Regions from separate parts of the Mus musculus genome. Here region 1 is linked to region 2. The links are chromatin loops, found by intact Hi-C in ENCODE. Cell type or tissue: heart. All regions are shown on one strand. Each heading gives the region's core, and the rest is flanking DNA. Links, peaks and the distances in the headings are about the cores only.

What was found. A loop is a pair of places that touch in the nucleus more often than their neighbours do. Peaks named below come from ENCODE experiments on the same cell type or tissue, not always from the same donor. Only the 100,000 strongest peaks of a DNase experiment are listed, where the experiment ranks them.
Region 1: a loop joins it to region 2, with 2.4 times the contacts of the local background. A loop is called at or near these places in 18 of 42 quality-filtered maps.

Annotation. Positions count from the first base shown.
Region 1 is chr8:72,170,387-72,186,536 of GRCm38, forward strand. Rab8a (RAB8A, member RAS oncogene family) reads left to right here. Exons shown (of 8, transcript NM_023126.2): 3 at 854-914; 4 at 4,140-4,217; 5 at 5,454-5,543; 6 at 5,937-6,002; 7 at 7,234-7,284; 8 at 9,659-10,980. The coding sequence ends at 9,751. Among named protein-coding and RNA genes, the nearest start is that of Hsh2d, 11 kb to the right of the region's middle. In heart, for the core only: a CTCF peak has its summit at 7,190 (motif pointing right); a DNase peak (open chromatin) is centred at 7,195.
Region 2 is chr8:72,231,106-72,247,255 of GRCm38, forward strand. Ap1m1 (adaptor-related protein complex AP-1, mu subunit 1) reads left to right here and starts at 8,913. Exons shown (of 12, transcript NM_007456.5): 1 at 8,913-9,138; 2 at 15,534-15,690. The coding sequence starts at 9,097. Gm51536 (a long non-coding RNA gene) reads left to right here and starts at 10,840. Exons shown (of 2, transcript XR_003947404.1): 1 at 10,840-11,383; 2 at 11,833-12,862. In heart, for the core only: CTCF peaks have their summits at 8,616 and 8,817; DNase peaks (open chromatin) are centred at 8,536, 8,946 and 11,306; H3K4me3 peaks cover 2,166 bases; H3K27ac peaks cover 1,687 bases.

The DNA of each region.
Region 1 (16,150 bases), core at 3,052-11,051, 62 kb before region 2:
CAGTGGGCCAGCAAGATAGCTTAGCAAGTAAAGGTGCTTTCTGCAAAGCCTGTTGACCCTGAGTTCAATCCCAAGACCTAGACCTAGAAGGAGAAGACCGACTTCTGCAAGTCTCCAGCCTGTGCTTTGGCACTCACGAACAATAAAAATAACAGAAAACATTGCAGGCAAGATGTAGAGCTCGGAGTCAGCACTGGGCCTTTCTGTGGAATCCAGACAGCCAGGGCCTTCAGGAAGAGCCAGGGGCTCAGTAAGTCACTTTCTTCCAGACCTAGGGATGGAACTATGACCTTGTATGTACTAGGCAAACACTACCACCAGGTACACCCTGTCCCTTTCTTACTCTCTGACAGTGTCCTGCTGTGAATCCCAGGCTGGCCTGGAACTTACAGTCCTCCTGCTTAGGCCTTTCTAGTGCCAGGATGACAGATGAGTATGTAGCTCAGTAAAACACCTGTTTGTAAACCACACACCCCATATATGCAGGTGGCATTAACTCAGATGCCCCCTCCCTGGACACAACCTCCTTCATGCAGGTAATGACAGAATGCACTTTGGAGCAGCAGCCCCTGAGCTCACCCTGCTCTTTCTGACAGTCAAGACTACGGCCTACCCTCAGCATTGGCTGCAGGGACCCCAGGACATACCTTGGAGCTAATACGTGGAAGGGTAGAGGGGGCACAGGCCACTGGGACATTCGACCAGGGGGCTCGGAAGGGCTTTGGTCTATCATTCCATATGCCCTTCTGTGTAATCACAGGAACAGAGGTGACTCTTTGTTGAGCAGGAGGGACTCAAGGGAGAAATCCAGCAGGCCAAGGGTGTCACTAATACCATTCATCTTTGCTTCTAGGGACACGGCCGGCCAGGAGCGGTTTCGAACAATCACGACAGCCTACTACAGGGGTGCCATGGTACTGACTTTTTATTGTTGAAGTAGAAACAAGTAGTAGTAGTAAGGCCTGAGTGATCGGCTTCTGTTGTTATTGTCTCATCTTATTAAAACAGTCCCAAGATATAGCCCAGGCTGGCCTAGAATTCACAATATAGCCAAAGCTGGCCTGGGACTCAAAATCCTTCTGTCTTACCTTACCAAGTGCACACAGTTTGTTTTATATGTTTTTAAAATGTTGTTGTGTGTATTTGTGTGTGCATGTGTGTACATGACTGTGGAAACCAGAGGTCAGGTCACCCTCCAACATTATTCCTTGAGTGATTCTCACTGGCTTGGAACTTGCCAGTAAGACCAGGCTAGCCCAGAACTCACTTTGTAGTCCAAGCTGGCTGGAAACTCACAATTTTCCTGTCTTAGCTTCCCCAGGCTAGGATATCACAGGTGTGTGCCACCATACCTGGCCAACCTTTGTGTCTTGCAGAGCCTGTGTTCCAACTCTTTAGGTAACTCAGGACCCGAACTTGCTTTAAAGAGGTCAGTGTGCCCTGACTGGCTCTCTGAAACATTATCTCCTCGTATATAATAACCTCTGGACCTCAGACCCAGTGTAGGGATGAGAGAAGCACCAGGGAACCATCCTTCAGGCGAAGGCAAGCCTCGGCTAGCCTCCACAGAGACCATTAATACTCTGGAATTTACTAGAACAACTTGAAGTTTGGACTTACTTGGGGTTATCATTGTTCCATCTTCCACCTGGACCTGCACTAGCAAACTCACCCCCACATATTTTCCCTGTGGAGATGGGGAAGGGTAGAGGGGGAGACAGGAAAGAACAGGTTCCCACCCTGACCAGGTGCTGCTTGTGTGAGACTATGCAAAACAATGCGTGAAGGAACAAAGAAAGCAGGAGGAGCCACTTCAGTCCTACCCAGAATCCTGGGCCACCTTCCAACCTACCTCCTCTCAGAAATGTCCCCACATTCCTGGGGAAACAAATGGATATCTGTCCCAGAGTCCCATTCTTTCACCTGTGCCTTCTGTAGCTCAACCAGCCATTTAGGGCCACAGGCTCCCAGTTCTTGCCAGCATGCTATCCATACTGTGAGCACAGTGTGAGTCTCAGTCCTCGTGGAGGCCTGAGAACTTAATGAGGACTGGGATCAACAGGCATGAATAGTGACATTAGACTAAGTATTTAGAGCATCCCAGGAAGGGCAGCCAACATTGGAGACTCAGTCCTATGGTCTGCAACCATAGCATCTTCTATGCTAAGGTTAATTTTTTTTTTTTTTGCCCTTCCTGGGGACTGGGGTCAGGGGTACCTCTGTCCTCTGGAGAGAGCTATTTGGACCTCTCTAGACTCAGATAGTCTCCCTGAGCCTCTCCCCACCTCCCCCCCATGACTGGTAGCACCCTCAGTTTTAGCCTGGTTCTCGTTGGATCATGGCCATGCCCTGATCAGGTGCGGACAGGTGTGGACAGGATCCTGAGACTTGGCAGTCCAGCCTGAGTTCACACACGGATTCACTGGCTGTGCCCGAACCAGCACCAAGACGGTGGGAATCTACTTCAGTGTTGTTTTGATGAAACATGTTCTCACTGTGTAGCTTAAGCTGGCCTGGAACTTCTGATCCTTCTGCCTCAGCCTCCTGTATGCTGAGATGACAGGTCTGTGCCACCTTACATACATGTAAACCATGCCTGGGTTACAAGGAGCCAATGATGGAACCTGGGGCTTCATGCATTCTAGGCAAATGCTCTGCCAACTGAGCTACATACACTTTTTTGTTTTGTTGTTTTGAGATAGGGTGTCACTGTGTAGCCCTAGCTGACCTGGAACTCACTATGTAGACCAGCTTGATTTTGAACTCAGAAACCTGCCTGACCCTCCCTTTTCCTGGGTATTGCTATTAAAGGCAAACACTGTCATACCCAGGCTGATTTTTCTCTTGGCATCATCTCTGAACCTCAGACTTGTAGTGAGCCTCTGCATCAGCCTCCTGGGTGCTAAAATTAGTTAGTGAATTATTAGTTATAGCTTGCGCGGGCTAGTTACAGCTCACACAAAAAGCCCATGTCACTTTGTTTTTATTTGGTTCTGGTTTCAGGACTGGGAATGGAACCCAGGCCCTGACTCGGGCCTGCCATTGACCTATGCCCCGGCTGGTCCTTCCTCTTCCACGGCAAATGTGGGCAGCCTTAGAGATGGGCTGCTGCATTCTACAAAAGACTCTCCCCTGTAGTGGATGCCTGAGGGAGAGGGGCAAGCAAGGCCTAGGCTCCAGCCAGCTACAGCCTGGAAACACACGGTGCTTCATCCTATGTGGGCCTCCTGATAGTGTTACCAACTAAGCCATTGTAGGCGCCTCATAGGAAACCCAGGCCTAGACTCCTGCAAATTCTCTTTTGACCTATACACACACACACACTCCTGAAGCTACATAAGGAAATCCAGGGCTGTACCAGACTATCAGAGGGTGATTGCTCTCTGATTCAGTGTCCTCTGTCCTCTGAGGCTTGTGTGTATGTGTGTGTGGGGGGGGGGGGAGAAGGGGGGATCTACATATAGCATAGGCTGATCTCAACTTGCAAGAGTCCTCTTGCCTCAGCCTCTGAGTATTATTTCAAGCATGAGCCAGCACTCAGGTCTCATGGATTTCCATCTTAACAAAAAGATCTATCTTCCTATGCCTCAGTTTCTCCTCTATAGTAGCAGTGAGTCAGTAGAGTTAAGCTGGGCTGAGGCCACTTTCTGCGTCTTTTGGATCTGTGGACTCTGTTAGGTATCCCCTCATATTCATTAGGGATCTGAAGAGACCACTTATCCTGGTCTCTTCAGAAAGCAGATCTCAGCTCTGAGTCACTGGAAGGCACATGAGGTCAGACATGGTAGGGTCCCGACCCTTCCAAGGGCAGGGCCTGAGTACATAGCCCAACCTGCTGTAAGCCTAGCACATAGTAGATAGGATGCCAGGTATCCTGAAGAGGCACTGGTTGAGTCTGGGGGTCTTTGAGGGTCCAGGCACACATTTGTGCTGGCATAGGGAGCCAGCAAGGCTCATTACAAAGTGTTTCAAGGTCTAGCTTGGGAGTCAGAAAGGTCACTATGTAGGTAGAGAAGATGACAGCTAACTGGCTGGCCAAGACAGTGGTCATCTCCAACAGTGGCCACATCCAGTCCTGATGGGTACACTGCCTGTCCTGTAGACCCTCAAAGTCCATGTCCCACTCTCTCCCCAACCAGGGTATCATGCTGGTCTACGACATTACCAATGAGAAGTCCTTTGACAACATCCGGAATTGGATTCGGAACATTGAAGAGGTGAGTGTACCCTTTTGCTTCCTCTCCTGGGCTGTGACTCGGAGCCAGGAACCTGGGAGACAGGTAGAGAGAGAGGAATAGGACCAAGACCCCTGCTGTCCACCTGAAATCATCATTGGCCCACAAGCCACACAGTGCTATTTGGCTGCTCTTACAATCATTTCTGTTTGGGGTCACATGAGCATTTGGTCCAAACATTTTGAGCTGCTGTGCAACAGGGTATGAGCCTGTCCAAGTCCACATTTGGGACAACAGGTAGTCATAGAATGAGACCCTGAATTATAAAGGGATAAAGAGGCAGCCAGTCCAGCCTACCCTCCCAAAGCCAACTTTGTCCTCTGTCCAGGTGCTAGCCACACCTATTCCCTCCCTGGCCAGCTCCACCTATAGCCCTGATGACTAAGCAGGTGGGGCATTGGATCTAAGGTGTCAAGAACTTCACCTGTCTACAAAACCACAAAGGAGCACTTTTCGCTCTGGACCCAAGACTGGTGGGCACCCAGGCCAGGCAGAGACGAAATTGAGAGCTTTGAGCTTGTGTTGGGACCAGGCCTTTGCCCTGGCTGTAGAAGTCATCTTGGTCAAAAGAGGAGTTCTGATTTTGGCTTTGGGGATACCCTGAGTGATCCTCTGGCAGACAGGAGGTATGACAGGGAGCAAAGAATGAGTTTCCCCTACAGCAGAGCTGCTCTCTGATATTCTCTCCTTTGGGAAGCATGGTCTCTTCTACAGAGGAGCTGCTGGAGGGACTGATGAGGGACCCATCTCTAGGAGAGCAGTCAGAGCTGAGCCAAGCCTGGGTGTTCAGCAAGAACTTAGCAGGAAGTCTTGCCTGTTCTAGGCACAGCCTTGTTTCTAGAATGTATAGAGAAGAGAAAGTTGAAAGATCCAAGCCGGCATTGGGACTTAAGCTGGCAAGTTGTTCAGTGGATAAAGGCACTTGCCAGCAAGCCTGATATACTCAGTTCAATTCCTAGAACCCAGATCATGGAACCCAGATGTAGCATGGTGTGTGCATGGGATGGCTCACAAGCTAACATGGAACTGCTCTAGAGGGCGTGGATAAGGTCTCTGAGCATCTGCTCTGGGAGTCATGCCTCTGGAGCCTAGTGACCATGATCTGTGCAAGCCATTTGCACAGTCAAGAAGTGTTCAACCACTAGGGACATGAGCTGCCAGCCACCAAGCAGTCCACACCCTGCCCTCCACGTTGACCCTGATCTGCCCTCTTCTCAGCATGCCTCTGCAGACGTGGAGAAGATGATACTGGGGAATAAGTGTGATGTGAATGACAAGAGACAGGTGTCCAAGGAACGGGGAGAAAAGGTAGGTGTTGCCCTCGTGATCGTTTTCAGCTTGGGTGCTTCTTCCTAGTCTTTTTGCCATCCTGACTTGCCTGAGATAGAGAGATCCTTGTGAGGTGATAACCCTAGGCAAGACAGAGCTTCCTCGTGGCTAGCAATGAGAGCTTGGCAGTGAACTCTTATCTTGTCACCAGAACCAAGCAAGGCCAGGCACAGCTGGCATCACAGCAGGGAACAGAGCTGGCTTAGGCTATGCCACATTCCTCTCCTCTGCACCCTCCCCACGTGGTGTGCAGTACCATCACACAGTGAAGGTAACACCCTTAGCTTGAGTATGGTAGCAGCCCATCCCAGTTTCCATTCCTTAGGAAACAATGGGAGTCCACACTGTGTTCATGTGTCGCCTTCATTACAGCTGGCACTCGACTATGGGATCAAGTTCATGGAGACCAGTGCAAAGGCCAACATCAATGTGGAGAATGTGAGTCCAGTCAGATCCTGCAGGGAGCCATGGGCTTGTGGGATCAGTGCTCCAGGGCTGGAGGGGCTTTCCTTTGGGAGATTCAGCCTGGAGTATCCAGAGGGATTGGCCTCTGGCTCAGGATGCCCTCTGTCAGGCACTCAAGACACAGTCTCACTAGCTCAGCAAATGAGGGAAATCAAAGCTCAGATTCCAGTACCTAGTACCCACTACCTACACCCAGCTGTGTTCCTCTCAGCCACACTATTAATTCACATCCCCAGTGAGGATCCAGGTCCCAGTGCTGTGCCCTCATCCTTATGTTGTCCCCAAGGCAGTGCCAGCCTGGCACCTGGCCCTCAGCTTTTCTCACACAGCCCTAGTGACACTCAAAAACAGACCTGCAGAGCTACCTGTAATCTCAGCACTCAGGAGGCTGAGGCAGGATTGCTGAGACCAGCCTGGGCTACACATCAAGACTGGGGGCGGGGGCTAAATCGCTCACATCACTCCACAAAGTACCCAGAGGACGGTGGCCAAGGCCTTTGTCCTGTTCAATTCCCTTCACTCCTACTCCTCCCATAAGCCACTTGGGCCTGCCCTCCCCAGCCTTTGCTACACTCCTTTCCTGCCATCAGATTCTTGTTCCCCTGTCCAGGCCAGCCCATCTCCATGCACTCTCCCCTGGCCCCACTTTCCAGGTCTCCAACACTGCATGGAGATGCTAAATCCAACCTACCTCAGATTGTCCCCTCCATGGGACAGCAGTCATTTGCAAACTGGAATTTGTAGCTGTTCTTTAAAGAGAGGAGGAACCAGGCTTGATAGTGATGCCTGTTGTCCCAGTACTTTGGAGGTGGAGGCAGAAGAAACAGGAGATTTAAGGTCATGTTCAGCTACAGATGTCTAAGGCTAACCTAGACTCTCTAAAATTAAAATTAAAAAAAGGAATTGGCATGGACAGAACATAGCCATGGATAGATAATCCTTCCAGACCCTTCTGAACCAGTTAACCACGCAATACCTTTGGGCAAATCACATGGTCTATGAGCCTCATGTCATCAAGGGCCAACTGAGAATAATGCCTGCTCGCATTCACAGGATTGTTGGTTTGGGGGAAGGCCTTTGTTCCAAGGTGCTCTACAGGGGGTGACAGATGGGAGCCTGACTGGGGACAGGAGGCAGACCTCCCTTCCCTCTAGCCAATAACTTCCCACCACTAGAGGGTGCTGACGGCCTGTTCTTTCCACAGGCATTTTTCACTCTTGCCAGGGATATCAAAGCAAAAATGGACAAAAAATTGGTGAGTCCAAGTCCTTCCTCCATGTGGGGTTCTGTAGGATGCAGCCACCCTTGACTGGGACAGCACATCACTGCCCAGACCTGCCATCCTAGTGAGAGTGTGTGTGTGTGTGTGTGTGTGTGTGTGTCAGTCTGCATGTGTGTACATGCGCAAATGGCAGCCAGAAGTCAGTGTCAGTGTGCTCTTCATTCAGTTCCCACCTTAGCTTTTGAGACAAGATCTCTGATTGGACAGTGAACCTCGGGCCCTTCTGTCTCTCCTACCCTGACACTGGGATTATAAGTACCACCACCCTGGCTTGGTCTTTGTTCAGTTTTTTTACAGTATTATCTTATTGGCTTTTTCATAGTATGAATGTTTTGCCTGCATGAATGTCTGCACCAAATGCATGATTAGTGCACTCAGAGGCCAGAGAGACTGATAGGAACAGAGGTACAGATAGGAACTACCATGTCATTCTGGGAATTGAACCCAGGTCCTCTGGAAAAGCAGCCAGTGCTCTAAACAGCTCTTCAACGCTTATTTATTTATTTATCTGTTTGTTTGTTTGTTTATTTGTTTTTATTTAGAGTCTCCCTTTTGGGGCAGGGAGGACACATGTATGCTGGTACCTCAGAGGCATGGGATCCCTGTAGCTGAAGTCACAGATAGTTGTAAGCTGTACCTCATGGGTGCTGGAAATCAAGCCCAGGTCCTCTGCAAAAGCCACTGGTGCTCCAACTTGTGAGCTATCCAGCCTCCACACCTGGCTGATGTCTGCTGGGGGTCAACCTCAGACTGAGCCATCACTGCGACCCTTTCAAGCCTAGCAGGCCATTGCTGAGAAAAGAAGGCAAAGCTTTCCTGACTGAGCTTAACATGTCACTGAAGCCTGGGGACACTAGGAATACAATGTGACCCTGTCCCCTAAGCTCTTACCCTCCCCAGACCTACCTGTGTTACTAGAGATCAGAGAACAATGGTTAGTCCTGAGGCTCTTTTTTTTTTTCCTTTGAGACAGGGTTTCTCTGTATAGCCCTGGCTGTCCTGGAACTCACTTTGTAAACTAGGCTGGCCTCGAACTCAGAAATCCACCTGTCACTGCCTCCCAAGTGCTGGGATTAAAGGCGTGTGCCACCACCGCCCGGCTCCTGAGGCTCTTTGAAGTGTGATCACCCAACAGAATGCGTGAAATACAGCCTGCCCCACACGTTCAACTGGGCTCTGAGCCACCAGTGAGGCACAAGGTGGACTCGTGGCATCTCTTCATGCTTACATCTAAACGGCAGCATTCCCTGTACAACCTATGTACCAGGCAGGCAGTACAGCACACAACTCAGAGCTTCGTTTGATAGCAGACCTATACTGGAAGAAACGAGCTCACACACACGCACAAAAATAAGTAAATCTAATTTTTTTTTAAAGATTTATTTATTTATTATTATATGTAGGTACACTGTAGCTGTCTTCAGACACTCCAGAAGAGGGAGTCAGATCTCATTACGGATGGTTGTGAGCCACCATGTGGTTGCTGGGATTTGAACTCCGGACCTTCGGAAGAGCAGTCGGGTGCTCTTACCCACTGAGCCATCTCACCAGCCCGTAAATCTAATTTTTAAAAACCTTCTTTGTAAGAAAAGGACTAGCGTTTAGCTCCTGTGTTGCTAGCAACAGGTGGACCTCTGCACCACTGGAGCACAAGAGGCAGAAAACTCTATGCCTCCATGATAGACGATAGGGGTGTTTAGCATAGATAGGTGAGTAGATGGGGAAAAGGTAGGGAGGAAGGAGGAGCAGAGGAGAAAACAAGATGATTGTATCGCTGGAGGATGTGGCTAATGATAGAGCACTTGACCAGCATCAGGGTCCTCAGGTCATTGCCCAGTGGCAGCAAGAAACAGAAGAGTGTGGAAGGAGGTGTCTGGGTGTTGGTGGGGAGGAAAAAAGAAAGAGTAACGGCCTGGGGGATGGTGAGAAGCAGATGAAAGCAGCCTGGGGGCCGTGGAAGGTGAATGAACGGTCAGGAGACAGTGGGATGCTTTTGGAAGAGAGTGGCAGATTTTGAGGGTGAATGACTGCAAGAGTTTGAGTGGATGTGATCGATCATAGGGGAGTGGGAAGGGTGATAATGGGTAGGTGGGGGATTGGATAGGGGGTGGGTAGTGATTCAGAAGATAGAGATTCGATGAGTAGATGGACAGTAAGTTAGCAGGGAATGGTTGAACATCAGGGGGACAAATAGATGGATGGATGGCTAGTGGGTGATTGGATCTAGGGTAATGGATGGTGGAGTGATTAGTTGGACAGTTATGGACAGACCATTTGACAGCTGTTTGTGGGTAGTAGGTAGAGCTGACAAGCCACAGTAAGTAACAAGGCAAACTTGTGACTTCAGGAAGGGAACAGCCCGCAGGGGAGCAGCCATGGAGTCAAGATCACAGTGGAGCAGCAGAAGAGGACCAGCTTCTTCCGGTGCAGTCTCCTGTGAGGACAAGGTCTCTGCCCATTCTGAGCCTGTGCTCAGCCCAGCTGACTGTGCCTGCCCCGGGCCAGCCTCCACCTCTGATGTTTGGACACGGCTGCCCGGACTCGATTGAGAAATTGATTATTTTTTAGTAACCGTCTGATCTTTTCCACCTTCAGAGATGGAGAGAGTTAGAATTTTGCTGTTTTTCCTATGTCATCTGCCAGTCAGGCCTATCCGTCCCCTGCCTCATAGGCACAGATGGAGAGAGGTTGGGTGGGGGCCCGGCAGCCTCCATTTCCAGCCTTCTGTCCTTCCAGCACAGAAGGTAGCCAGCGGTAGTGCCCAGCCTGCCTGGCCCCCATACTCCAAGCACCACCACCGGGGCCACTGAGGGACAAGCCTGCACCTGCCTTCAGCTGTTCTCAGTTGTGGACAAGTGACAGCCATGTCCACTGTCTCCTTACGTGTCAAACCAAAGGGAAGCACAAACTAAGGAAAGCTCACTTAGAGGATTTTGGAAGAAGTGGACCGCTTCCATGGCCAGAGCAGGATGGGAGTCTGCGATTCAGACTGAGGTGACGTCACCACCATTCTCCCATGACCCACTGTCATTGGGCCACCTGCCTCAGTGGCACCAAAACCGCCTCCCCAATCTTCTCTGGCTGGCTCTAATCGGATGTTCATTTTCTATCTAAGATGATTTTTTTATTTTTCCAGATTCCTAACACCATGAAATGAATCTGTCTTTGATTTTCTAGCAGCATACCTGGGAAATTGGGAACCAGAATGACTGCCCTGTGCCCACAGGGCACCTGGTCCCTGAGTCCCAGACAAGCATTCCATGGCACAGCGCTCCCCTGCTGTCTTTACCCAGTTGTGATGTGACAGCTCTGTCCTCCTGGGGAGACTGATTGGGACTGATGTCCTGGTGGGAGGGTGTCCTGGTGGGACTGATGTCCTGGTGGGACTGATGTCCTGGTGGGAGGGTGTCCTGGTGGGACTGATGTCCTGGTGGGACTGATGTCCTGGTGGGAGGGTGTCCTTTGGGAGCACCTTTCTTTTTACTCTAACTCTTCCCCCAAGCTCCAAGCTGCTGTCAGTCCAAGCTGTCAGTATCAAAATCTCTCCCTTTTTTGAAATTAAAACCAACGTACCAGCAATAGTCACCTGCCCTCCCCTGGAGTCTCTGATGTACCATGTTTACACTGACTAGTGCACTCAGAAAATTAGATTAAAGTGCATTTAAAAAGAAGTAGTTCCACCTGTGCAGCACCACCAGGTGGCTGTGATTGGTTACAGGTTCAATAGGTGCCTTTTAGCAAAAAGTGGCCTGAGGCCTAGAGAGGTGGCTCTGCAGTTGAGCACTCGCAGCTCTAACAAATGAGCCAGCAGTCATCTATTGCCAGTGTCTCCTCAGTTTGGGGTGGGACATCATCCTTCCCTCCCCATCCACACTAGGATTTTGGCTGGCATGGTCTTTTGGTGGTCTTGTGCTTGCAGTCATAGAATCAGTGAGCTACTTGTCATGTCTGGCAAACACTGCACACATCCTCCCCTCTGGCTCTTACTGCCTACTTCCTACCTGGGAAGCACTCCACCATACTCCCCAAAGTACCTGCCTCTTAAAGGTCCCACCACCTCCTAAGTCCATGCTGAGCTGGATCTGCTTTTTGTGGGGTGTTTTTGTTGTTTTGCATCGGGCCATCATGTAGCCCAGGCTGTTCTTGAACTTGCAGCAAATCTTCTTGACTCAGCCTCTATGATGCTGGAATGGCAGGCAGTCTTCACCAAACCCAGCTGGCTCATATCATTGTGGGCCACAAAGTGGGTCACAGCTCCCACCTCATAGTTTGGAGGAAGATGCCTGGAAGATGGGGAGTGGGTGAGGAAGACAACCAAGATGTGAACACTGGTTATAAAGTTGTACAAAGTGGCACTCTTAAGATCCTTCCTGTAGGAGCTGAAGATGACTTGGTGGTTAAGAGCACTTGTTGCTCTAGCAGAAGCCCGGGTTCTATTTCCAGCGCCCTCCTGGTGGCTCACCACCATCTTTAACTCCAGTCCCAGAGGACTGACACATCTGGGCTCCAACACTATGCACACACATGGACAGACATACATAATGCAGGCCAGACTCTCAAAAAACTGCCTCCTATCTATAGCATAACTCACATCCCTGTAGAATTAGTTGGCCCTCAGAAAGAGCTCAGCATATCTGGTCCTGCCAGGCATATTTGTAATCTGGGTTCCAAGCCAGTGTTTACCAAGCAGGGTGCAAGGACAAGATTTGGTGCCCACGGTCTGCTGAAAATCATAGCCCCTTTTGTTGACTTAGATTTTTCAAAAACCTACTTTAATAAGGGTTCTTAAACACTTCAACCTCCCTTCTAGCCACCACCTACCAGAGGTTGTAGAAGTGAAAAGTTAATAGGAAATGGGGGTTGTGGGCCTGTTTAGAAATAGTTCTTTGGGGCTGTTTCAATCGTTCTTGCCAGCAGTCGCTCGGCAGTCAGCACTCACACAGGAATCAGCACCAGGAGTACTATCAAGAAGAAACTGAGGCTCTGCCAATCAGTCCAGAGTCTGTGGAAACCACCGGAATATCACGAGAAGTTCTTTGACAAGTTACTCTCTATGGAGTTAGGAAACACAAAGATCAGCAAACCCATACAAGAGCGTTGTCAGTGAAGACTAGCCAGGCAGAGCAAGCAAACCCACGCTAGAGCCTTGCTCCACTCTCCGTGGGGTCATTTTTATATTCTGTCTAAACAAAATATCCTTTAACCCGTGTCTGCTTCAGCAAAACATCATCTGATATAATAGTTTCCAAAGAAACCAGAAATTTCTACTTTAGCCTTTGAGCAGAGAGATGTTTGGGTTTGTTTGTTTTTCGATATAATAGAGTAATAATGAAAATATCTAAGATAAAAAGGGCACCAAGGAGCAGGTCATGAGACCTATTTAGGCTGTTCCCAGTACTGGGGAAGTTAGGACAGAAAAAGACTAGTGTGAGCTCTATATGGATTTGGAAGAGGCTTTTTAAATTTATTTTTATGTGTTCTCCCTACATATGTGACTGTGTACCACATTCATGCCTGTTGCCCCTGGAGATCAGGAGATATTTTGGGTTCCTTAGAGCCACTTACAAGTGAGCCACCATGTGGGGGCCCTACCAAATCCTAGTACTCTGCAAGAGCAATCAGTGTTCCTAACCACCAGCTGTCTCAAGCCCTTGGACTTTTTTTTTCTTTTTTTTTTTCTTTTCTTTTTTTTTGGTTTTTCGAGACAGGGTTTCTCTATATAGCCCTGGCTGTCCTGGAACTCACTCTGTAGACCAGGCTGGCCTCGAACTCAGAAATTCGCCTGCCTCTGCTTCCCAAGTGCTGGGATTAAAAGTGTGTGCCACCACGCCCAGCAGACATGTTTTTAACAATCACAGATTTTTAAAATATCCTCCCCAACATCAAGATTACAATATGTTTTATCGCCTAGTCTTCATGCACAGGCCACTACTTCCCATTGTCCCCCTTGGTGAGTTGCCACTGGCAGCCTGTCATCTGTCTGTAGATTTGCCTGCCAAGCTGTGTGCCAGTGTGGTTACACAAACCCTTCTGCTCCTGGCTGATGTTGCTGAGCAACAGCTTCTGATGGATGGTTTTGTTGAGACAGGGCCTCATTATGTAGCCCCAGCCACCCTGTACTCGATATGTAGAGCACTCTGGCCTTGAACTCACTGAGATCTACCTACTTCTGCTTCCCACATGCTGACATTAAAGGTGAGTGCTATCATACCCTGCAGTAGCAAGTTTTTACCTTATACAAGTTGTAGCCTGGGACAGAACTTCCTTTTTTTTTTTTTTTTTTTTTTTTTGGTTGAGTAATATACCAGTGTGTGGTATCATGTTTTGCATATCCTTCCAGGGTTCTTGGGCTCACAGTTCAAGCCCAGTGTGGCAATGTTGAGGTAGTAGAACTTCTCTATTTTTTGAACTTAAAAAAAAGGGGGGGGGGACTGTTCTCTGTGTGTGTGTGTGTGTGATTCCTGGGGATCAAACTCAACTCAGGTCATCATGCTTGGCAGTGAGTGCCTTTATCCCTTGAGCCATGATGCTGCTCACACACATGCTCACCTTTTGAGATAGGGTACAGCGTAGACTGGCCCAAATATAGCTTCCCTCCTGCCTCAGCCTCTCAAAGTTCACAGACAAGAGGTACCCCATTATTCCTTCTACTTCAACTTTGGCATCTAATGTTGTACCTGCACAGAACTGGTGCCAGTCAGTGTTTGAGAAATGAACAAAAGGATGAACAAAAGAAAGAAGAGAAGCAGGGTCATATGCAGAAAGAAGGATAAAATGGGGCCCCACTCCTGGAGTCTGGGCCAAGCTGATGCAGCTCCGCTGTAGCTACCTACCCTAAAGGCTGTCCACTGAAGCTCACCCTATGATGTCAACAGAAGAAGCTGATGTGGAGAGAGAGGGATCTCAGAGTGTCGCCCCCCCCACCCCAGACTCCTGCCACTCTGTTATCTTCCATCAGGTATCCCTGTCTCCCCTGCCTTGGTGGCCACCACTATTCCCTTCCTTCTGAAAGGACTCTGGCCAGCTCCAACACGGGGAGCATGGTTCTGGCAGCCCTTGCCCTTCGTCCAGATACCTTTGTCTTGCTAAAAATCCCTTTAGATTACGTTCATAAAGCTAGCCCCTGAGATCTATTCCCTTATTTGGCTACTTCCTCCTGAGACTGACTACCAAGTTCAAAGTATGAAGTCCAGCAATAAAAAGCCCACTTTGGCTCACCTAACTAACATGCTGTCTTAGTCAGGGTTTCTATTCCTGCACAAACATCATGACCAAAAAGCAGTTGGGGAGGAAAGGGTTTATTCAGCTTACACTTCCATACTGCTGTTCATCACCAAGGAGTCAGGACTGGAACTCAAGCAGGTCAGGAAGCAGGAGCTGATGCAGAGGCCATGGAGGGATGTTCCTTACTGGCTTGCTTCCCCTAGCTTGCCTCAGCCTGCTCTCTTATAGAACCAAGACTATCAGTCCAGAGATGGTCCCACCCACAAGGGGCCTTTCCCACTTGATCCCTAATTGAGAAAATGCCTTACAGCTGGATCTCATGGAGGCGTTTCCTCAACTGAAGCTCCTTTCTCTGTGATAACTCCAGCTGTGTTAAGTTGACACACAAAACCAGCCAGTACAATTGACCCCTTGTCAACTTGACACACAAACACATAACTATTAAGCCTCAACCCTTACATTCTTATTCATCCCCAAGGTCTAAATAACTTTAAACATCCTACAGTCATTACATATTCTTAAAATTTCAATCTCTTTAAAATGTCCATCTCTTTTAACATCCAAAGTCTTTTTACAGTTAAAAGTCTCTTAACTGTGGGCTCCACTAAAATAGTTTCTTCCTTCAAGAGGGAAAATATCAGAGCACAGTCACAATCAAAAGCAAAAATCAATCTCCAACCATCCAATGTCTGGGATCCAACTCACAATCTTCTGGGCTCCTCCAAGGGCTTGGGTCACTTCTCCAGCCTTGCCCTTTGTAGCACACGTGTCATCCTCTAGGCTCCAGATGCCTGTACTCCACTGCTTCTGCTCTTGGTGGTCATCTCATGGTACTGGCATCTCCAAAACACTGCATGACCCCTTCAGTCCTGGGCCATCAATTGCAACTGAGGCTGTACCTTCACCAATGGCCTTCCATGGCCTCTCACAGTGCCTAGCCTCAGCTGCTCTGCATGACCCCTTCATGCCTTCAAAACCAGTATCACCTGGGTGACCCTTACACATTACCAAGTCCCACTGCAGCAGGAGTACAACCTTGGCTATCTCTGGAACACAGCCTCTTTGTGCTTTCAGAAAACACTTCCCAGAAGATGTCACCTCAATGATGCTGGTCTCTTTTTTTAATATTTATTTATTTATTACATATAAGTACACTGTAGCTCTCTTCAGACACACCAGAAGAAGGCATAAGATCCCATTACAGGTGGTTATGAGCCACCATGTGGTTGCTGGGAATTGAACTCAGGACCTCTGGAAGAACAGTCGGTGCTCTTAACCACTGAGCCATCTCTCCAGCCCGATGCTGGACTCTTTTTTTTTATTATTAAGTATTTTCCTCATTTACATTTCCAATGCTATCCCAAAAGTCCCCCATACCCTCCCCCCCCACCCCCTACCCACCCACTCCCACTTTTTGGCCCTGGCGTTCCCCTGTACTGGGGCATATAAAGTTTGCAAGTCCAATGGGCCTCTCTTTCCAGTGATGGCCGACTAGGCCATCTTTTGATACATATGCAGCTAGAGTCAAGAGCTCCGGGGTACTGGTTAGTTCATAATGTTGTTCCACCTATAGGGTTGCAGATCCCTTTAGCTCCTTGGGTATTTTCTCTAGCTT
Region 2 (16,150 bases), core at 4,312-12,311:
CTTTGCCCAAAGTGGGTGATTGCTGCTTTTAGGCCTTTAAGGGCAAGCTGTGCAATTGCATCAGGATACCAATCTATTATTTTAGCTGGGGATACGTTTGGATGGATCCACAACAATGGCCCATTCTGCCACAAAACTGCAGTTGGCAATTGTGCTGTCTTAAAGACACACAAACTGAAAGGCTGCGAATCCTCAATACGTTGTAATTGTGCATTCTGTAAGGCCTTTTCCACTTTTTGTAAGGCCTGGTTAGCAGCTAGAGTAAGAGTCCTAGGGGAGGAGATATGAGGATCTCCTTCTAAAATACTAAACAAAGGCCTTAATTCAGCGGAAGGAATCTTTAAAAAAGGTCTAAGCCAATTAATATCTCCCAACAGCTTTTGAAAATCATTTAAGGTATGGAGGTGATCTCTTCTTATCTAAACATGTAAATATTGATTTCTCTCAAAGGAGGAAATATGCGTGACATCCATCTGTCAGACCTGTAATGGCCTGACGCCACGAGGGTTTACCCCTACGTGAGTAGATAAAATTTGACAACAATCTAAAGGCATTATTAAGTAATCAGAATCACTTTCAGTAGAACCAATCCCTCTGGCAGCTCAAGGAATACCAGAAGAAGAAAAAACAGCCATGTAGGCTTGGCAAAATTATTATTAGTTGAGCTATTCTGTCCCTTTGTGATATAGAAAAGACAACTTGAGGACAAGAACAGAGAACCTGAAGTTCCCCTTTACAATTTTGATCTACAACTCCAGGGTAGACAATAAGACCTTGTAGGCTGCAAGAGCCTGCCTCTGTCATTATTGTCCAGTGGCTTCACCTGCTCGGGAGAGCGCCTTCCAGGCCCTAATAGCCTTTTCATTTGATTCAGAACTACTAAAAACTGGCTCCTTGAGCTCATCTAGTGATGAGTATAGGCTCCTTCTCTTAGAAGCCTCCGCTGATTGATCTTTTTTCTTTTCTTTTTCCTTCTCCTTCCTTCTAATCTCTCCCCAGGTATTCTTACCTGACCTAAACTTTTCCTCAGGTTCAAGACCCTTGGAAAGGCCTGTATACTTATTTTGTGAACCATATTTTCTCTTTGCTCCTACTCTCTCTCCCCGCTTTACTTCTGATAGATTGTCCTGAATTTCATCTAGAATTTTTAGCCCTGCCTTAATCACTTGATAACATGTGAAAAGGAACAAAAGGGCTTCTAACACTAGAGAAAGTTTAAGGCCAAGCATACCTCGTAAAGCCATTTCTCACTTCCGTTCCCCAGCTGATGAGTTCTGAATTCGGCAGTTGAATCCTTCTCAACAGTCTGTTTTACGGGAACCTTTATCACCGTCGTTCCCCAGCTGATGAGTTCTGAATTCGGCAGTTGAATCCTTCTCAACAGTCTGTGTTACGGGAACCTTATAACCTTGATTCGCAGTTCTGGTTCTGGAATGAAGTATCCCTCCTGCGCCAGTCCGGAGTTTTTTCTCGTCCCGGATTTTCTCGTCCCGGGTTTCAGCACCAATTGTTATTCGACGCGTTCTCACGACCGGCCAGGAAGAACACCACAGACCAGAATCTTCTGCGGCAAAGCTTTATTCTTACATCTTCAGGAAAAGAGAGCAAGAAGCAAGAGAGAGAGAAAACGAAAACCCCGTCCCTCTTAAGGAGCATTCTCCTTCGCCTCGGACGTGTCACTCCTTGATTGGCTGCAGCCCATCGGCCGAGTTGACGTCACGGGGAAGGCAGAGCACAAGTAGTCGTAAATACCCTTGGCTCATGCGCAGATTATTTGTTTACCAACTTAGAACACAGGATGTCAGCGCCATCTTGTGACGGCGAATGTGGGGGCGGCTTCCCACACTAACCGCCCAGGCATCCTAAAGAGCAATGATCCTGACAGTCTGAAGACTATCAAGTTATAGACAAATTAAGACTGGTAAAAGAAACCCTGTATAAAATAGTAGAAACTGAAAAAAGAAAACTAGTCCTCTCATGAGGAGACAGACCTGACATCTACTGAAAAATAGACTTTACTGAAAAAAATATGTGTATGAATACCTTCTGGTTTTTGTGAACGTTCTCAAGATGGATAAAAGCTTTTCCTTGTAAAACTGAGACTGCTCAGATAGTCATCAAGAAGATTATTAAAAATTTTCCAAGGTTCGGAGTGCCAAAAGCAATAGTGTCAGATAATGGTCCTGTCCTTGTTGCCCAGGTAAGTCAGGGTGTGGCCAAGTATTTAGAGGTCAAATAAAAATTGTATTATGTGTACAGACCTCAGAACTCAGGACAGATAGAAATACTGAATAAAACTCTAAACAGACCTTGACAAAATTAATCCTAGAGACTGGCACAGACTTACTTGGTACTCCTTCCCCTTGCCCTATTTAGAACTGAGAATACTCCCTCTTGATTCGGTTTTACTCTTTTTAAGATCCTTTATGGGGCTCCTATGCCCATCACTGTCTTAAATAATGTGTTTAAACCTATGTTGTTATAATAATGATCTGTATACTAAGTTATAAGGCTTACAGGTGGTGCAGAAAGAAGTCTGATCACAACTGGCTACAGTGAACAAGCTGGGTACCCCAAGGACATCTTACCAGTTCCAGCCAGAGATCTGATCTGCGTACACCTGCGTCATGCTGAGACCCTCAAGCCTCACTAGAAGGGTCCCTGCCTAGTTCTGTTTACTAATCTGCCTTATTCTGTTGTTGTTCCCATGTTAAAGATAGAGTAAATGCAGTATTCTCCACATAGAGATATAGACTTCTGAAATTCTAAGATTAGAATTACTTACAAGAAGAAGTGGGGAATGAAGAATGAAAAATTACTGGCCTCTTGTAAGAACATGAATTTTTTACCTCGGAGCCCACCCCCTCCCATCTAGAGATTGTTCTCGGAACACTCCTAAACTTTTCACCCCAAAACTCCTCACCCTAAAGTTCGAAAAAACTGTTCCAAGAACATTTTTGAGATAAAGGCCTCCTGACGTAGATTCCTTGATAGGACATGACTCCTTAGTTACCTAGATTCCTTTGGCAGAACTCCCTAGTGATGTAAACTTGTACTTTTCCTGCCCAGTTCTCCCCCTTTGAGTTTTACTATATAAGCCTGTGAAAAATTTTGGCTGACTGTCGAGACTCCTCTACCCTGTGCTAAGGTGTATGAGTTTCGACCCCAGAGCTCTGTGTGCTTTCATGTTGCTGCTTTATTTCGACCCCAGAGCTCTGGTCTGTGTGCTTTCATGTCGCTGCTTTATTAAATCTTACCTTCTACATTTTATGTATGGTCTCAGTGTCTTCTTGGGTACGCGGCTGTCCCGGGACTTAAGTGTCTGAGTAAGGGTCTCCCTTCGGGAATCTTTCATTTGGTGCATTGGCCGGGAAACAGCGCGACCACCCAGAGGTCCTAGACCCACTTAGAGGTAAGATTCTTTGTTCTGTTTTGGTCTGATGTCTGTGTTCTGATGTCTGTGTTCTGTTTCTAAGTCTGGTGCGATCGCAGTTTCAGTTTTGCGGACGCTCAGTGAGACCGCACTCCGAGAGGGAGCGCGGGGTGGATAAGGATAGACGTGTCCAGGTGTCCACCGTCCGTTCACCCTGGGAGACGTCCCAGGAGGAACAGGGGAGGATCAGGGACGCCTGGTGGACCCCTTTGAAGGCCAAGAGACCATTTGGTGTTGCGAGATCGTGGGTTCGAGTCCCACCTCGTGCCCAGTTGCGAGATCGTGGGTTCGAGTCCCACCTCGCGTTTTGTTGCGAGATCGTGGGTTAGAGTCCCACCTCGCGCCTTGTTGCGAGACCGTGGGTTCGAGTCCCACCTCGCGTTTGGTCACGGGATCGTGGGTTCGAGTCCCACCTCGTGCAGAGGGTCTCAATTGGCCGGCCTTAGAGAGGCCATCTGATTCTTCTGGTTTCTTTTTTGTCTTAGTCTCGTGTCCGCTCTTGTTGTGACTACTGTTTTTCTAGAAATGGGACAATCTGTGTCCACTCCCCTTTCTCTGACTCTGGAGCATTGGAAGGAGGTGCGGGTCAGAGCCCACAACCAGTCGGTGGAGGTCAGAAAGGGTCCGTGGCAGACCTTTTGCGCCTCCGAGTGGCCAACGTTTAGAGTGGGCTGGCCACCTGAGGGTGCTTTTGACTTGTCACTAATCGCCGCCGTCAGGCAAATTGTTTTTCAGGAGGAAGGGAGTCGATGTGGAATCCGACCCCGTCAGGCTTCTTTTTCTCTGTTGCTATCTTGTTTTTGCTTGTGGTTTTTGTCATGAGACACAGACACTGTACGTCGGAGATAAAGTGGGATCCCTCCCTGTCTGTATGTCTGTGTGTCTTGTTCACTTGTGTGTCCTCCATTGGACCACCTTCTGATTCTGTTTTGTTTTTGGTTTGTCTGGTTTCAGGTCTGGTTTTGGTCCCAAGGAGTTGACTGATTATCTTGGTTTGGTTTTAGGCCGGTCTCAGGTTCTGGGGCCTTCCCATGGAGACAGGTCCATTTGGGTTGGTCATAGTGACAGTAAGCTTCTCTGGAAATCGCATGTAAGATGCCCTGTATTGGTCTTGCTTGTGTTTGTCATTTCTGTGGTACTGTGATTCTATAGTGGTTGCCTAAAAAACGGTTTCTGTGTGTGTCTTTTGTGTCTCTTTGTGTTCAGACTTGGACTGATGACTGACGACTGTTTTTAAGTTATGCCTTCTGAAATAAGCCTAAGAATCCTGTCAGATCCCTATGCTGACCACTTCCTTTCAGATCCTCAGCTGCCCTGCCTCCCACTCCAACTCCAGAGAGCAGCCAGCGGGTCACAGTGGTCCCGCCCATGGACCTGGAGCCTAGGGAAAAATGAGCTCGGAAATCCGGAGCAAATGAGGAGTGGTCCCTGAGAAGTCAGTGGCCTGGATGTTGTGGCTGCTGAAATAAAAAGAAGAGGAGGCTGTTCGAGTAGCCGGCCAAGAGCGCTGCAGGTTCCCAGGCAGCTTCTCATTCCCCTGTCCCTCCCATCCCGTCTCTTGTTAACAGAAAAACTGCTTTCACTTTAAGATAAGTGCCGGTTGCAGCCAGCTGTGAGAGCTGCACTCCCGTCTCTGCTCTAAAGTTCCCTCATCTCAGAAGGTGGCACCACCCTGAGTTGCTGGCAGTGAGTCTGTTCTAAACTCCAGTGAGAGAGGCATCCACCCACTTGGGGCTTCTGTCCAAGGTAAGGAGCACCTGTGAGTCTAACTGCCAGGCTCTGATGGGGGTCTCGTCTCTGTGGGACTAGAAAGTCCCAACAATCTGACCAAGGTAACAAGAAGTTAAAAGGACAGGGTATAAGAGTCAGACAAGAAAAAGAGTTAAAGAAACATGAGGCTGACAAAGACAGAGACCAGAGTCAGAATCAGAACTGTGCTGTGAGACAAAGAGATAAGAAAAATAAAATGCTGGTCACAAAAGTCAGGAAAATTAGAAAACTTAGATAGTACCTGGCAACAAAAGAAAGCTTTTGGCTGAAGATCAATGTGTTTAAGAAATAACAAAAGGGGTGCTAATACAGAAGCTGAGTCCTTAGAAGAGTCCGGTGGCCTACCTGTTGAAGCAGCTAGAAAAAGAGACTGTGTTTCATACTCCTCCACCGACCAGTGCAAAACAAGCTAAAAAGTTCCTGGGCACTGCGGGCTTTTGCAGATTGTGAATTCCAGGTTTGCTGAGTTAAAGAGATAAACAGTCCTTCGTATAGAGAAATAAAGAGAACAATCTTAGATGGCCTTAGATGCTCTTGAGACTGCCCTGATGTTGTCCCCAACTTTGGGACTCCTAAATGTAAATGAGAACAACGGTTTTGCCAGAAGTTCTTACTCAGAGATTGGGACCCTAGAAAAGACCTGTGGCATACTTGCAAAAAATTAGACCTGGTGGCTGTAGGATGGCCTGCTTGTCTGCACATAGTGGCTTCTGGTCAAGGACGCAGATAAATTGACTCTGAGACAAAACTTGGCACATGTCCTAGAAAGTGTGGTTCAGCCCCCATGACCGATGGCTGACTAACGCTCTTGAAAGCATTATCCAACTGTTCCCCTGACGGATGGACACATTGTCAGAGCTTTTTGTTGACTGAACGAGTGACCTTCGCTCCCCCTGCTGTCCTCAATCTCACTACTGCCTGAGACTTCACCTACTCATCATTGTGCTGACATTCTGGCAGAAGGAACTCATACTCGAAATGATCTGAAGGATCAGATCAGCCTTGGCCTGAGAGTTTGAGCTGGTACACGGATGGCAGTAGCCTGGAGGTTGAAGGTAAGCGGAAGGCGGGGACAGCAGTGCAGTGGTGGACAGAAAGCAAGTGATCTAGGCCAGCAGCCTCCCTAAAGGAACCTCAGCCCAGAAAGCTAAACTTGTGGCTTTAATACAAGCTCTATATATACAGACAAAGAGAGCTGTTGACATCTGCAGAGAAAGACCTAAGATGCTGTGGCTAAAAAAAATCAGGTGGCAAATCTAACCGCCCAGGCATCCTAAAGAGCAATGATCCTGACAGTCTGAAGACTATCAAGTTATAGACAAATTAAGACTGGTAAAAGAAACCCTGTATAAAATAGTAGAAACTGAAAAAAGAAAACTAGTCCTCTCATGAGGAGACAGACCTGACATCTACTGAAAAATAGACTTTACTGAAAAAAATATGTGTATGAATACCTTCTGGTTTTTGTGAACGTTCTCAAGATGGATAAAAGCTTTTCCTTGTAAAACTGAGACTGCTCAGATAGTCATCAAGAAGATTATTAAAAATTTTCCAAGGTTCGGAGTGCCAAAAGCAATAGTGTCAGATAATGGTCCTGTCCTTGTTGCCCAGGTAAGTCAGGGTGTGGCCAAGTATTTAGAGGTCAAATAAAAATTGTATTATGTGTACAGACCTCAGAACTCAGGACAGATAGAAATACTGAATAAAACTCTAAACAGACCTTGACAAAATTAATCCTAGAGACTGGCACAGACTTACTTGGTACTCCTTCCCCTTGCCCTATTTAGAACTGAGAATACTCCCTCTTGATTCGGTTTTACTCTTTTTAAGATCCTTTATGGGGCTCCTATGCCCATCACTGTCTTAAATAATGTGTTTAAACCTATGTTGTTATAATAATGATCTGTATACTAAGTTATAAGGCTTACAGGTGGTGCAGAAAGAAGTCTGATCACAACTGGCTACAGTGAACAAGCTGGGTACCCCAAGGACATCTTACCAGTTCCAGCCAGAGATCTGATCTGCGTACACCTGCGTCATGCTGAGACCCTCAAGCCTCACTAGAAGGGTCCCTGCCTAGTTCTGTTTACTAATCTGCCTTATTCTGTTGTTGTTCCCATGTTAAAGATAGAGTAAATGCAGTATTCTCCACATAGAGATATAGACTTCTGAAATTCTAAGATTAGAATTACTTACAAGAAGAAGTGGGGAATGAAGAATGAAAAATTACTGGCCTCTTGTAAGAACATGAATTTTTTACCTCGGAGCCCACCCCCTCCCATCTAGAGATTGTTCTCGGAACACTCCTAAACTTTTCACCCCAAAACTCCTCACCCTAAAGTTCGAAAAAACTGTTCCAAGAACATTTTTGAGATAAAGGCCTCCTGACGTAGATTCCTTGATAGGACATGACTCCTTAGTTACCTAGATTCCTTTGGCAGAACTCCCTAGTGATGTAAACTTGTACTTTTCCTGCCCAGTTCTCCCCCTTTGAGTTTTACTATATAAGCCTGTGAAAAATTTTGGCTGACTGTCGAGACTCCTCTACCCTGTGCTAAGGTGTATGAGTTTCGACCCCAGAGCTCTGTGTGCTTTCATGTTGCTGCTTTATTTCGACCCCAGAGCTCTGGTCTGTGTGCTTTCATGTCGCTGCTTTATTAAATCTTACCTTCTACATTTTATGTATGGTCTCAGTGTCTTCTTGGGTACGCGGCTGTCCCGGGACTTAAGTGTCTGAGTAAGGGTCTCCCTTCGGGAATCTTTCACTATGTGTCACACAAGTAAAAAACCACACAAAGTAAAAAACAAAAAAAAGCCCTTGGGGCGGGGAGGAGTGTTGATGGGCTCCTTTGATCTCTCGGTGGCAGAAAGGTGGTTAAGAATGGCAGAATTTGCCGGGCGGTGGTGGCGCACGCCTTTAATCCCAGCACTTGGGAAGCAGAGGCAGGTTTATTTCTGAGTTCAAGGCCAGCCTGGTCTACAAAGTGAGTTCCAGGACAGCCAGGACTATACAGAGAAACCCTGTCTCGAAAAAAGAAGAATGGCAGAATTAAAATTTAATCAGCCTTACTTTGGTTTTGTTTTTTTGAGACAGGGTTTCTCTGTATAGTCCTGGCTGTCCTGGAATTCACTTTGTAGACCAAGCTGGCCTCGAACTCAGAAATCCGCCTGTCTCTGCTTCCAGAGTGCTGGGATTAAAGGCGTGCGCTAGCTACCACGCCCGGCTCAGCCTTACTGTGAATTAGGCACAGGCTAAGTTACACACGTGCTACCCTGGGTTCACTGGGGCAAGACGGGTGAAGCCCAGTCAGTTGAGAGGTTGACAGTGACAAGTGATTGCTGATAAGGCTGGATTGCCATTGGGAGACTGACTTCCTTTAAGCGCCACCTAACGGCGAGTCACAGTCAGTGACGGGATATTAGTTTACTTGACTTCTGCAGAAAGCAAGGCTGTCTCGAAAAAACAAAAAAAGAAAAAGAAAAAAAAAGGCTCAACTCCAAATCGGTTCCGCTTTCAGCGTCTTCTCACAGCAACAGGCTTGGAAGCGTCCACCTTCATTCCACAGCTAGTCCTTCAGGTACAAGGAGTAATGACAAAGCTGCCCCGCCCTGGTCCTCCAGGCCCCGCTCTTCAGGAAGGCCACGCCCCCTGACTTCCGGCCCGTTTGAGCTATGGGTGAAAAATACTGCCAAAAAGTTCCTACTGCGCTTGCACTCAGTTACGCGCCTGCGCACTTGCGGCTCCCTTCAGACCGGACATAACGGTCCACGCGCTGCTTCATGGACCGGAAGTGGAGGGGAAGTGTCTCGGGGCGCGCCGGGCCTTGCTGAACGCCCGCAGTTCCTGCCGTTGCCGCCGCCCTCGGCTACTGCCGAGACCTTCCAAAGCCGCCATGTCCGCCAGCGCCGTCTACGTACTGGATCTGAAGGGCAAGGTACTGAAGGGTTCGCCACCCTCCGCGTTGCCAGGCAACCAACGGGCCCTCGCCCTGTCAGGACCCACCCTGTTGCTAGGCAACTGGCCGACCAGCCCAGCTAGGGCGTCAGGCAGGCGGGGCAGCCTCACTTGCCAGCCCTACCAAGTTACTAGGAAATGGGCGGTGGTCTTTCCGCGAGTCCCGCCCCATTGCTAGCCAACTTGGTGGGCTGCGGTTGCTAGGTAACTGTCCGCTTTGCCCCTTTCCCTTTTTGTTCGCCTGGGTACCGGACTCTAGCTTCTCCTGCGAACTCCTGTAGCAGGACCCTGCGCCCCGGGGACCGTGCGACCCTTGGCCAGAGGCGTGGCGGGAACTATGGCCTTAGGTCGGTCCCTCGCTCCACAGGCTTCAGCGTTCCCTAGAGCCACTGAGCTTCCTATGACATTAAGAGAAGCGGATGATAAAAGTGTGGTTTTAAGAAGGGCGTGGTGGCGCACGCCTTTAATCCCAGCACTCGGGAGGCAGTCAGGCGGATTTCTGAGTTCGAGGCCAGCCTGGTCTACAAAGTGAGTTCCAGGACAGACAGGGCTATACAGAGAAACCCTGCCTCGAAAAACAAAAACAAACAAAAGTGTGGTTTTAGAGGGGGAAACAGTGCCTAGAGTCACACTGATTACTGGGAAGTAGCGGCCTGGAAGCATCCTCGCCAGGCAGGTGCTAAGCCCAGGGCCACCGTGGGTTAGCCTAATCTGTCATAGCTCAACTTAGTCACTTGGAAAAAACAGAAATAGATGAATACCTATTGGGGCCATGTCTTCATAATGGACTAGCAGCTGCAACTGAAGAATCAGGGAGAGCTATCCTGACTGGGAATAACAAAGACTGCTGAGACATGAAGGCCCTGCACAGAAACAGGACCCTGGCATCTTGCCCAGCGTTATCTGAGAAAGAAATCTTCATTTGTGTGTTTCTGCGGGTGTGTGGAGGAAGGAGACCCCTGCTACTCTTACATGGGCTCTTGTTATCGAACTCGGGTCACTAGACTGATTGAGCTAGGCTGCCTGAACCGTTAAAACGCATGGATCTGCCTGTCTGTACTTCCCAGCAGAATCTGACTTTTTCCCTCTCTTGGTTTTATGAGACAAGTTTTCTCTGTGTAGCTCTGGCTGTCCTGGAACTCACTCTGTAGACCAGGCTGGCCTTGAATTTAGAGACTGACCTGCCTCTGCCTCCCAGGTGCTGGGATTAAGGTATTTGCCACCACCACCTGGTAAGCACCTGGCTGTTACCTGGGATTTGGGTATAGAGTTCAGGTCGGATATTTGGAAAATACAGACTGAGCTGTCTCCCTAGCATAATGGATGGTTTTGTGGTGCTGAGGATAGAGCCTAGAACAACAAGCTCTCTGTCAGGCAGCCACAGTGTACTCTATGCAAAAGCCTCTTCCAGGAAGGCACATTTAGCCTTAAGAAAGGCACTGTCTGTCGCTCTACCTCAGGCTGTCAGAGTGGAAGGCAAGTGGCCAGCCTCTTATGTTTGGAAGCTACCAGAACAGGTCCAGCCACAGTAAACAAGTCCAACATTTAGCAGTGAAAGAACATTGATGTCCAGTCTACATGGAAGAGCTAGAGCTTAGAAGAGCCCCACCCTCCACGTTTTCCTTAGTCCCTTGAGTGTGTACCTGCCTTGTATGTCACCCAAGATCGACAACTGGTGAGTTCCAGACCTGGGCCTCCTCCACAGCCTTCTGGGAAGCTGGGTAGGGGCAGTGTTCCCTAGGTCTCATGACATATGCTCTGCCTTCCAACCTGGCCTAGAGGTACAGTGGGCTGCCTGTCGTGGCTTGCTTGTTCCTTTAGCAAACATCTCATTGGCACAAGCAAGTACCCATCCTGGGCTGAAGCTGTAGAGCCATATTTACATGTGGATTCAGCCAATCTCCGCAGCTGAGCTGTATGATCATAGACAAGCACCTTGGCTCAGCACCTTGGGCAGTCTGAGCCTTGCTTTCCTAATGGATCTGAAGAGCCTTATCTGAGTTATTGAGTATAGATGTGAGACAAGCCTGGCCCTAGCAAGGTCAACAGAGCATAGTATTTGGGCTCCACAGGCCTCTTGACCTAGCAGAACACTTGGACCAGCAACTGAATAGCTATTTGCCTTCTGTTTGGCATTTAGAGAAGGTTATGAAAGACATCCAAGCAGAGCAGGCACCTGATGTGGTTCTGAGAAGGTGACAGATGTCCCAGTTGGCATGCCGGGTGTAAGTCAGCCCATAGACTGGTGCTGGGACTTTGGGGATGCAATGGGAGGAAGCTCCAGGGCCACTGCAGTTCCAGGCAGGAGTCCCCAGGTTGGGATGTGGTCAGACCTGTCTCTAGAAAGCTGTAGTTTCCTGCCTCCTTCTAAAATCAAACCAGCCTCATGACAACATGCCACACTGAGCCTCTCATTACCAAGGGATTCCATGTGGCTACTTTTGGCAAATAGGAGGTCCTCCAAGAACACTTGGATGCTGTCTGTGGCTCTGGTGACTCTAGATTTGGAGTACAGAAGTATTGCTTTCCCGCCTTCCTCTCTCCATGCTTCCCTTTTGGGCACTGAGAACAAAGTCCCAGTTGTTCACAAGGACTTGTATAGTCTGAGTTCTCATAATCTCCCTACCCTCCCACCCAGTGCTTTTCCATGTGACTCTGGCTCATTCCACTTTAGCCAGTGGGAACCCTAAAGCAGGTGTTGAGACAACCTGTCTGCTTCTGCCTTGGGACCTTTGTACCTGCATCTGTGGAGAGCTGTGTGGCCTGGCTTCAGTTCAACAACACCTCCTCCAGGAAGCCTCTCCTGCTTGCCCTAACTGGGATCGTATCCTACCCCACCCTGTGCACACTGCATCTTCTAGCCCATACTGCCTACTGCATTACATGTATGTTTTATCTGTCCATTCCTTTCTCCTCCGATGTTCCTGAGAAGGCACACCAAACTCATTCCATACTGGCTCCTGATGACCAGAGCAGAGCCTAGCTGTTAGACAGAACTCAGCAAGTTCCAAGGTGTTCTGCTGAGAAGGAAAAGGAGCCATGGAAAAGCTAACATGTCACATGCTTTGGTGGAGAGGGTCTGCGAGTGACAAGGTGTACTCAGAAAATGTCCAAGATGACCATAAGGCACCCTGGAGGCCCTGGGTCTCAGAGGTGGACAGCGCTGCTGCAGGGGAAGGGTGTAGGAATGTGAGTCTCCTCTAGGGACAGAGAGTTGCCCCTGGGTTTGATCGAGTAGAGGCCACCCTGTCTAGCTTTTCTAGATTTTTTTTTAAAGATGTATTTATTTATTATATGTAAGTACACCGTAGCTGTCTTCAGACACTCCAGAAGAGGGAGTCAGATCTTGTTACAGATGGTTGTGAGCCACCATGTGGTGGCTGGGATTTGAACTCTGGACCTTCGGAAGAGCAGTCAGGTGCTCTTACCCACTGAGCCATCTCACCAGCCCCCTCCCTGTCTAGCTTTTATTGAAGCCGAATCCTCTTCTGCTTCATGGGGAAGGACCATGGGGTGAGAGATCAGCAAAGAGAAGGGCTGTCTCAGTGTCTTGCTTGTCTCCCTACACTGCCACACCAGTTCAGAAGTGGCTGTCCTCCCTGAGTCCCTAGGGGATTCCTGATACTCCTCCCTATCTCTTCAAGCCTTGATTGAAGGCGAGACTAGTGAGAAGGTCCCCAGTTGTCCCCAGACAGCTGTGACAGTGAGGGAACCATGTCGACCTTGGCTACCATGGTGGTAGCCATCACATAGCTTCACTCTATGTTTTCTGAGCAAGCAAACAAACTCCTGAGCAGCCCTGGTGAGGTAAACAGTCAGGCCTTCTGACTGGCTCTGACCAGTCTAGCCCAATCCCTGCACATCTGGGGAAGAAAGTGAGCTTAGAGCTGCCAGGAGAAGAGTTCTCAGTGAGCACAGTCAGTGGGAGTAAGGATGCCTCTGAGATCGTGACCCTGCTCTCTCTTTCTTCTGTGTTACCTCAGGCAGGCAGCTCCACCTCTCTGAACATTGCAATCTATAAAACTAACCAGCCGAAGGGCGGTGGTGGCACACGCCTTTAATCCCAGCACTCGGGAGGCAGAGGCAGGCAGATTTCTAAGTTTGAGGCCAGCCTGGTCTACAGAGTGAGTTCCAGGACAGCCAGGGCTACACAAAGAAACCCAGTTTGCAAAAAACAAAAAACAAACAAACAAACAAAAACCCCACACACTAAGCAGCCTACCACATAAGAGATATGATAGAAGTGAGCAAGTGTGAGTTCCTCAGATGGGGTGGGGAACATCAGACCCAAAAGCTTACTCTGTGGGCACTGTGTCCCCAACGAGGCCCAAAAAGGACTGGGAAGGAACTGTCCTCACTGCAGTCTCCCAGCTAGGAGCAGCAGAGACAGTGCTTTCTGAAGTGACAGATTCGGCAGCAGGTGGTGCAGGTCTAGCACTGCATCTCAGGATTGCTGTAGCACTGCCACATGGCCAACTAGCCATGCTGATAGCAGACAGTGTGACAAGACAGGCACTGTCACCAAGTAACAGGGCCCTCACCCACAGCTTCCTCGTGGCCCCTTCCTGCAGCCACTTCCTCAGGGTCCTCCAGGGAGCACTTCCTGATTGGTTTCCACTATGCACAGTGACTCTGAGGGTAGAGCCTACCCTGGGCATCTTCATGTCCTGCATCTCAGAGTCCCATGTCCTGCATTCACATTCTATATATGTCCTCCACTAACCCTGAATGGTAAATCCTGATTTAAAAAAAAATGTGGGGGAAGGGTTAAGGGGAGAGGGATACTGGTGTATACACAAGTGTGCAGGTGCTCCTGGAGGCCAGAAGACATCAAATCCCCTAGAGCTGGAGTTACAAGCATCTGTGAGCTACCCAGTATGGATGCTGGGAACTAAACCTGGGTCCTCTGAAAGAGCAGCAGCACACTTAAGCAACAAGCCATTTTCCAACTTGAGATTTATTTATCTATTTGTTTATTTGTGTGTGTGTGTGTGTGTGTGTGTGTGTGTGTGTGCGCGCGCGCGCGTACACATACAATTTTTATTTTATGTTCATTAGTATTTTGACTACATGTGTGAGGGTGTCAGAAGCCCTGGAACTGAAGTCATGGACAGATGTGACCTGCTATAATTGAACCTGGTAATTGAACCCGGGTCCTCTGCAAGAGCAACCAGTGCTCTTCATTGCTAAGCCATCTCTCCAGCCCCTGTTTATTTGGTTTTTGAGACAGGTTTCTCTGTGTAGCCCTGGCTGTCCTGGAACTTGATCTGTAGATCAGGCTATTCTCCAACTCAGAGACCCACCTGCCTCTGCCTCCCAAGTGCTGGGATTGGCGTGTGCCACCACACCTGGCTCTAGGATTTTTTTTATTTATTTTATTTTATTTTATTTTTTGTTTGTTTATTTGTTTCAAGACAAGGTTTCTCTGTGTAGCCCTTACTGTCCTGGAACTTACTCTGTAGACCAGGCTGGCCTCGAACTCAGAAATCTGCCTGCCTCTGCCTCCCAAGTGCTGGAATTAAAGGTGTGCGCCACCACGCCCGGCTCCTCAGGCATGTTTTTTTGTCAGAGCAGGCTGTCCTTAGACACCACAGCACTGTATTGGAGGGCCTTCAGATTCTGGAATCCTGGGGTCCTGGAACCTAGCTGTGGAGTGCTTTGGGTAGGTTCAGACCCAAATTCTCCATACATATGTTGAAAGATATATCTTTGTCTCTGGTCTGTTTCTAGTTAAGATTCAGCCACTGAAGTGTTCATTTATGTGGGCTGACTCACACCTGTCATCCCAGCACTCAGGAGGCAGCAGCAGGAGAAGCAGGAATTGAAGGCTGTCCTTGGCTGCATAGTAGATTTGATCTGTACCTGGGCTCCTTGGACCCATCTCCACTCCCAGCTCCATTCTCCTTTTGAGTGTCCATGGACACACAGTTTCTCTGATTCTCTAAGATAAGCCACTGGGTCATGCTTAACTCTGGTGTCACTTTCTGAGGAGCCACTAACTTTGCCGTTCCACAGTCCCCCTGGATGGTGGACAGTGGTTCAGACTCTGCAGTGAGGAAGAGCAGGGCAGGGTTATTCCTGTCCAGGCCTCAGTGGGATCTTATAAACTTGGACTCCTCAGGGATAAGGTGCTCAGAGAGCCAAGTGCACCCACATGAGGAGGTCTACATGGAGTACTCACAAGGCAAAGCTTGCCCCAGCGTCTGTGGGAACAGTCCCTCCTCTCTCTGCCTTCTGGTGCAGGAAGAGCCTTGTGGTGGGAATTCTCTAGGGTGGAAATCAGACTAGCTTCAAGTTGTGTCCTTCACAGATTGTCCTCAACCCTACCTCAGGCACTCAGAGAGGAAGCCATCCCTTCTTTCCTTCCTGATGCAGGTGCTCATCTGCAGGAACTACCGTGGGGATGTGGACATGTCAGAGGTGGAGCACTTCATGCCCATTCTGATGGAGAAGGAGGAGGAGGGCATGCTGTCACCTATCTTGGCCCATGGTGGCGTTCGTTTCATGTGGATTAAGCACAACAACCTGTACCGTATCCCTGTGCTGCGGAGTCGGGGTTTGGGAATGACATGCCTGCCCACCAGCACAGGACAACAGAGTAGCCAGAGGCCATAGGCCTAGGGAATGCTAAGTATTCCAGAAGCTGCAGCTGTGGAGAGGAAGGGAGGGGTACATGGCAAGAGTAGGAGCCAACTGGGCCTGAGGTTGTCCTTTGGAGATGTGTCATGTTAAATGGGGTAGGTCTTTGGATGGGGTGGGCTGATTGTAGGTGGCTTTGTGGTCTAGAGATTTCTGGCTGCTGTGTATGGCCAGAGGCAGGAGTGGACAAATGAGGGGATCGGGTAGGAGTAGGGGTGGAAAGTTCTCATGTGCCCAACATCCCCAGCCTCGCTTCAGCCTCAAATCAAGTGTGGTGCCAAGTGGAGACCCACCATGGGTGCACCCACCACTTGGGGCTTTGAGCAGACCTCTGAAGATCTGGCTATGCAGTA